2 separate regions of the Homo sapiens genome follow, and region 2 is linked to region 1. The links are chromatin loops, found by intact Hi-C in ENCODE. Cell type or tissue: endothelial cell of umbilical vein. All regions are shown on one strand. Links, peaks and the distances in the headings refer to the core of each region. The heading gives the core; the rest is flanking DNA. Region 1 overlaps AP3S1 (adaptor related protein complex 3 subunit sigma 1). Region 2 has its middle 17 kb from the start of COMMD10.

Region 1 (2,927 bases), core at 204-2,703:
CCTGGGCTCAAGCAATCCTTCCACCTCAGACACCTGAGTAGCTGGGATTACAAGGGTCTGTATTTTCTTATTGATGTATAGGAATTCTTTATATAGTCTAGCTACAGTCTTTTGTCATATGTATTACAAATACCTTTGCCAGTTCTGTGGCTTGCCTTTTCATTCTCCTAACAGTGCCCTTGGAAGAACAGAATTTTTCCATTCCAATAAAATCCAATTTTTCAGTTTTCTTCTTTGTAGTTAACATTGTTTTATGTCCACTTTAAGGAATCTTGGCTTACAGCAAGGTCAGGAAAGAGATTCACTCAGAAGAAAACAAAAGCTTTATTATTTTACTCTTCATGTTTGGACCAAATTTATCTGAAATTGATTTCTGTGTATGACGTGGAGTGGTCTTACTTGATTTTAAATCATTATTAGATTTACTAATCAGAATACAATTTCCAGTATGCCTTTATTTTTTCTTTCTTAATTTTTCTAGTTCCATTGATTACCTATATGTTGCAGTCATACTTTTTTAACCATGAGAAGACCATCTTGGTAAAAATGCTGTCTAAATAGTTCCCCTTCACTTACATGTATTTATAAAAGATCAGCAGAACCTACTAAATGTGCAGATTATATTGGGCAAAAAAGAAAAAAAAGTTCGTGATAGCATTAAGTGTGCCTCTGGTAAAGTATGGAGTGGTAAAAAACATGGGTTGCCTATAGAGGCAGCACAGTACTGTGTTGAGGATACATGCTTTGAAACCAGGAAGACATACATGCCTTCAAATCCCTGCTCTGTGGCCTCAAGTATCATTTAACTCCTTTAAATCTCAGAACTATAAGATAGAGATAAAACTACTTACTTTTCTGGATTATCATAAAAATTGAGTTAAACAATTTAGATAGAGTGCCCAGCACAGTTCCGAAGACCCATTTAATAAATGGCAGCCAGAATTATTTATCTGGCTGTTCAAAATACATGATAATTATAAAATTAAAATAGAAATAGAAAATTATAATTCTGCTGATAAATACTGATATAAAAGGAAGATAACTACATGCCACAACTACCAAGACACTGTAATTTGTTAACTTAGGAAGAAAAAAATGCTGTCCACATTTAATCCAGAACAATATCACATGTAAAAAAATGTGAATACTATAAAAAAAGTACCCTGCAACAAAATGTCATTATAACTGCATGTTATTAATTTATGAAAAAAATTCTTAAAATTTAAAGCACTCAGATACTCTGTTCAGTTTTAAAAAATCAACAAACCTTCTTCAAAAGACTTTCTAATTTTCTTTTGATTTAGCAAAAATTATTTAATATCATCAGAAATCTAGAGCCCTAAGGTCCATCACACACTGATGATCTGTTACATGCACAAGGCCAACAAAAAACAAATAACTGACAATCTGAAGTGAAGAAATTAAGGGGGAAAAATTAGAGTCTCGATGGTTCTAACCATAACAACAATAAAAAAATTGCTGTTGCATTATTATTTCACAAGTAGAAAGATAAAAGGAGCTAAGACCTAGAAGTATCATAGTAAACAGCACCCTCTTGTGCTTCAACTTTAAAATGATATAAAGTTTAAAGCCAATTTCAATATAACAGGTATCTAACTACTACTGAGTAGCTACTCAGGTGCCAGGGATATAAAACCAAAGACCTAAACTCTGTCCTCAAGGAATTCAAAAGCTGGTGGGAGAAAAATTACTTCCAATTTACAAAAAGAATAATATTTTAAATTGTCCTGCATTTTAATTACCTAGTATTCAAAAAATAAATATAAAAAGTAAATAGATTTCGAAAAATGCCTCCTCCAAATATAAAGAGTCCTCCTTTCCCATGCTATTCTAGTTATAAAACATGCTTGTGTTTTCTTTATCTTTACATCCAAGCCACAAAGAGTAACCTATACATCCAGGCCACAAAGAGTAACAGGTATCTATTATATGACAGCTTTGTAGTTAGTACTCAAGAGCACAAACTTTAGCATGTGTATACTTAAATTCTAGCCTTGCCTCTAACTCTGAGATCCAGGGCAAGTTATTTAACACTAAGCCTCAGTTTCTTATCTGGGCATAATAATGGTAACTATATCATAGAGTTGTTTTAGTGATTAAATGAATAAATATAAAGGGCTTACAACAATGTCTCACAAAAGAAAACACTCAATATACATTAGCTAGTATTATAATACCAAACACACGGAGAAATAAAAATGTACACAAGATAAAATAAAAATACCACAAATTACCCTTAAACAATACCACTTATTTGGCAGACCCCTTTTTGAGTTTCTAAGTAAAAAAAAAAATTGGTTTCTGGGTTTAGAAATTTCTGTTAAAATTCAGGAGAAACAGATCCTGCTGTTTTGAATCTACAATAATAAATGAAAAAAAAAAAGGGTTACACTGACATGTTATAAGATACGAAAAGTCTTTAGTGCAAAAATAGGAGGCATAAATTTAAGGATACTAATATGCTGAAGCCAAAAAATTATTTTTTTATCACCAGCAAGATGTTCTAGAGAGAAATATCTTGGTTTAACTCAAACCAATAACTAAAAAATACCATTACAAATATTGAATGTACCAGCAGAGCTAGGGAAGACAAACTGAACGTAAAATCACATCATTTACCTTTGAAGAACAATTATGAATGTAGCCTAGGTACACTCTCCAATAGGTACCCACTGCATGTACTATTAAGAATCTTTAAAGTATGGTGTTTAAGATATGTAAATAGCACTTGACTCAATATATGACTGCATTCTGGACTGGATTTCTATTAAACCTCACTTGGACACTCACATGCCAGTGATGACAATGTTAGCAAAAACAGTCATTTATTGTGCATTTACTATGTACCATGCACTTAACACATAATGAACTCAACGTCAATATAGAGAAATTAAGAGCTGAAGAAA
Region 2 (2,927 bases), core at 136-2,635, 180 kb before region 1:
TGAATATCTACCTTGTGCCAAGCTCTGTGCTAGGGATCTTGCGCTTAAAAAACACAATCCCTTCTCCTAAGCTTCTAAGGAACTTACACATCAGTATGAGGCCACAAAACAACAGTGAAGTGAAAAAGTGTCATGATTCATCTGAATACAGGGCACTGTGGATGCTCTGAATACGTAACGATAGCCATCATTTATCAAGTTATGTTTGCTGTGTACCCAGGATTGTTTCTGATGCTTTACAAGCATTATCTCATTAAATCTCACAGCAATCTCCTTTTAGATTCTTGCATATACCATCACAGTAAGTGATTACACCCTTACCTCTTTCACATTTGTCTTGTTGTTTTAACTAGTCTGACACCTGGCAGTTCAGCTCTCTCCCCCAGCTCAGCAAAGTTTCTGATGGTTGGTCCCTGCTTCATGATGTGTGGCTACCCAGCTCATAAAACTGGCCTGGTGCCTTTTCTTCCTGAGGCCAACCTTTTCTGCATTTTCTTAGATCTAGTGCCCCCCACCCCCCTTTTTTTTTGCTTAAATTAGCCAGAGCTGTTTGCAGTTGAAAGATCCCAGCTGACGTAAACAATAAGTGTATGATCACATGATCATTAAAAGCCAACAAAGATATAGAAAAGAGAGAGATGATAATGTTTCATACAGTGCTGTTCCTAAAGAACCCAGGGAAAAGGGATCCATCCCAATTGACTGTCCTTTAACAGGAGAGAAAGTTGTTTCACTGAAACTACAAGAGTGGAGGCAAAAAAGAGGTATGGATAGAGACTCTTAGTAGGATTGGGGGCAGGAGAAAAAATCAGAATGTCAAAGTTATGTATCGGATGGTCTCTATCATTTCCAAGAAAACAGCAATATTGAGAAGAGGATAAAGAAGTCGGGAGTTAAAAAGGCCAAACGTTTAAATAGCTGCTTTGGAGAATGGCCGAGGAATTGACTGGACTGAGGGAGGCATTGTTATGGCAATATGGAATGGCATCAGTCTCTATAACTGGGTACCTTCACCACAGACAGCTTGAGAAAGAGACATAGCAGGAGTCAGGCCTTTTATCTAAAACATTTTCTAAACTTCATTTATTGTGCTAAATGTATCCTTTTTTAAAGTTATAATGTTATAACAGTTATAATGTTAAAGTTTTTTGAAGTATAAATTTGAAAAATTAAATTGAAAAGTTTAAATAGTGCCAGGCATGGTGGCTCACACCTGTAATCCCAGGGCTTTGGAGGACTGAGGCAGGAGGATCATTTGAGGCCAGGCATTAGAGACCAGCCTGGGCAACATAGCACTCGAGCCCTGATCTTAAAAAGTTAAATACAATTAAAAGTTAACCGGGCGTGGTGGCTCTCACCTGTAGTCCCAGCTACTCAGGAGGCTAAAGCAGGAGGATCATCTGAGCCCAGGAATTTGAGGTTACAGTGAGCTATGATTGTGCACTCCAGCCTGGGCAACAAAGTGAGACCCTGACTTTTAAAAAAAGAAACAAAATCTTGAGAAAATCATCTTTTATTCCAAAGAAAAGATAAAAATCTCATGGTACCCAGCCTTAAATAATCTTTTTGAAAAAATTCCAAATCCATTTGAAAAAGTGGTCTTGATTTTGTTCTGTGTAAAACCTAAAGTGCATATAAATGGCCAGCAGAGGGAGCCAAAACCATTCATGTATTTCCTCTGTATATCGTTTTTAGGAAAATGTATGATTAAAAATTACAAAATGCAAATAACCCTCATCATTCAAGAATATATGCAAAAATCATAGAAATCATATATTTAGTGCTACTCTATGCCAAGTACTGTTTGGAAAATTCAAAGCTAGAATGGGATTCTAAATGTGAAGCAACTGAAAAAGCATTCCTTCCTCTCACTCTCTAGGACTTTTTTGGGATTCTGTTTTTGTTTTTTTCTTTTTTCTTTCTCTAGGACTTTTTGTAGTAACTCCTGAAAAGCAAAGTAATTTCTGTTCTATTGAAGTGGGAACAATTTATGAGTTGTATGGACACTTTTCAGTTCCTATTGCTGAGAACACAATTGTTAGCAGTGTGTCGAAAAGAAACGGGAGGGCCTTAGCTCACACCTCTTAAATCAGGCTCTAGGTATCTCTCAGAAAACAGAAGGAATAGATTTTTTGTGGAAATTTATTGAAAAGCAATTTGCCGCAACTACACTATACATGTCTCTCCATTTTCTGGACAATAAGTGTATTAGTTAGGGTGTTTTGTTTATGAGTAAGAGAATCCAACTCTGACCAACTCTGGCTAACTAAGGGGGAAAATAATTTACTGAAAGAATGCTGGTTAGTAATGTCCTTTAAATAATTTATAAATAAAATTTGAGGAAAATGGTTGATATTTAAAAATGACAATGTATATATTTTATATAACTATGTTCACAAATTTGAAAATTTATATAAAATAGATAACTTATAGAAAGATATATATGTAATATGTAATACATAAGAAAAATAGAAGAAAACAGAATATAACTGTTTTAAAAACAAATGTGTTATTGAAAACCTTCCTATTAAAAAAAAGAGAGAGAGAGAAAGAAAACAACAAAAAAAAATCCCTTCAGGTCCAACTGGCCTCACTGGCAAGTTCCAATAAACATGTGAGGATGAATAGTTTCACTTGAAACAAAGGCTTGTAGAGAAAAGAAAGTGGTCACCATCTCCTTTTATGTGGCGAGCATCACCTTGACATTAAAGCCCAACAAGGACTTCCATTTGCAGAAAAATGGAGTAGGGATGCTTTTTTGCTATTCTTCTCACTACATACAGTTACAAACTCTGGACTTTACGAATAAAACAAATATAAGATGACTCTGAAAGGCAGAGAGAAGGAGGCAGACTGGTTAGGGACCTGGGACATGAGGAAGGACAGAGCAGTAAGTACCCTGGGTTTCTTTTTACTTTCTTTTACTT

What was found. Hi-C counts contacts between places; a loop is a spot of excess contacts. Peaks named below come from ENCODE experiments on the same cell type or tissue, not always from the same donor. Only the 100,000 strongest peaks of a DNase experiment are listed, where the experiment ranks them.
Region 2: a loop joins it to region 1, with 11 times the contacts of the local background. A loop is called at or near these places in 38 of 110 quality-filtered maps.

Annotation. Positions count from the first base shown.
Region 1 is chr5:115,886,842-115,889,768 of GRCh38, reverse strand. All of the region lies in intron 3 of AP3S1 (adaptor related protein complex 3 subunit sigma 1), which reads right to left. Among named protein-coding and RNA genes, the nearest start is that of AP3S1, 46 kb to the right of the region's middle. In endothelial cell of umbilical vein, for the core only: no CTCF peak of the experiment used is centred there; a DNase peak (open chromatin) is centred at 1,538.
Region 2 is chr5:116,066,956-116,069,882 of GRCh38, reverse strand. No RefSeq gene overlaps it. Among named protein-coding and RNA genes, the nearest start is that of COMMD10, 17 kb to the left of the region's middle. In endothelial cell of umbilical vein, for the core only: a CTCF peak has its summit at 1,649 (motif pointing right); a DNase peak (open chromatin) is centred at 1,662; H3K27me3 peaks cover 180 bases.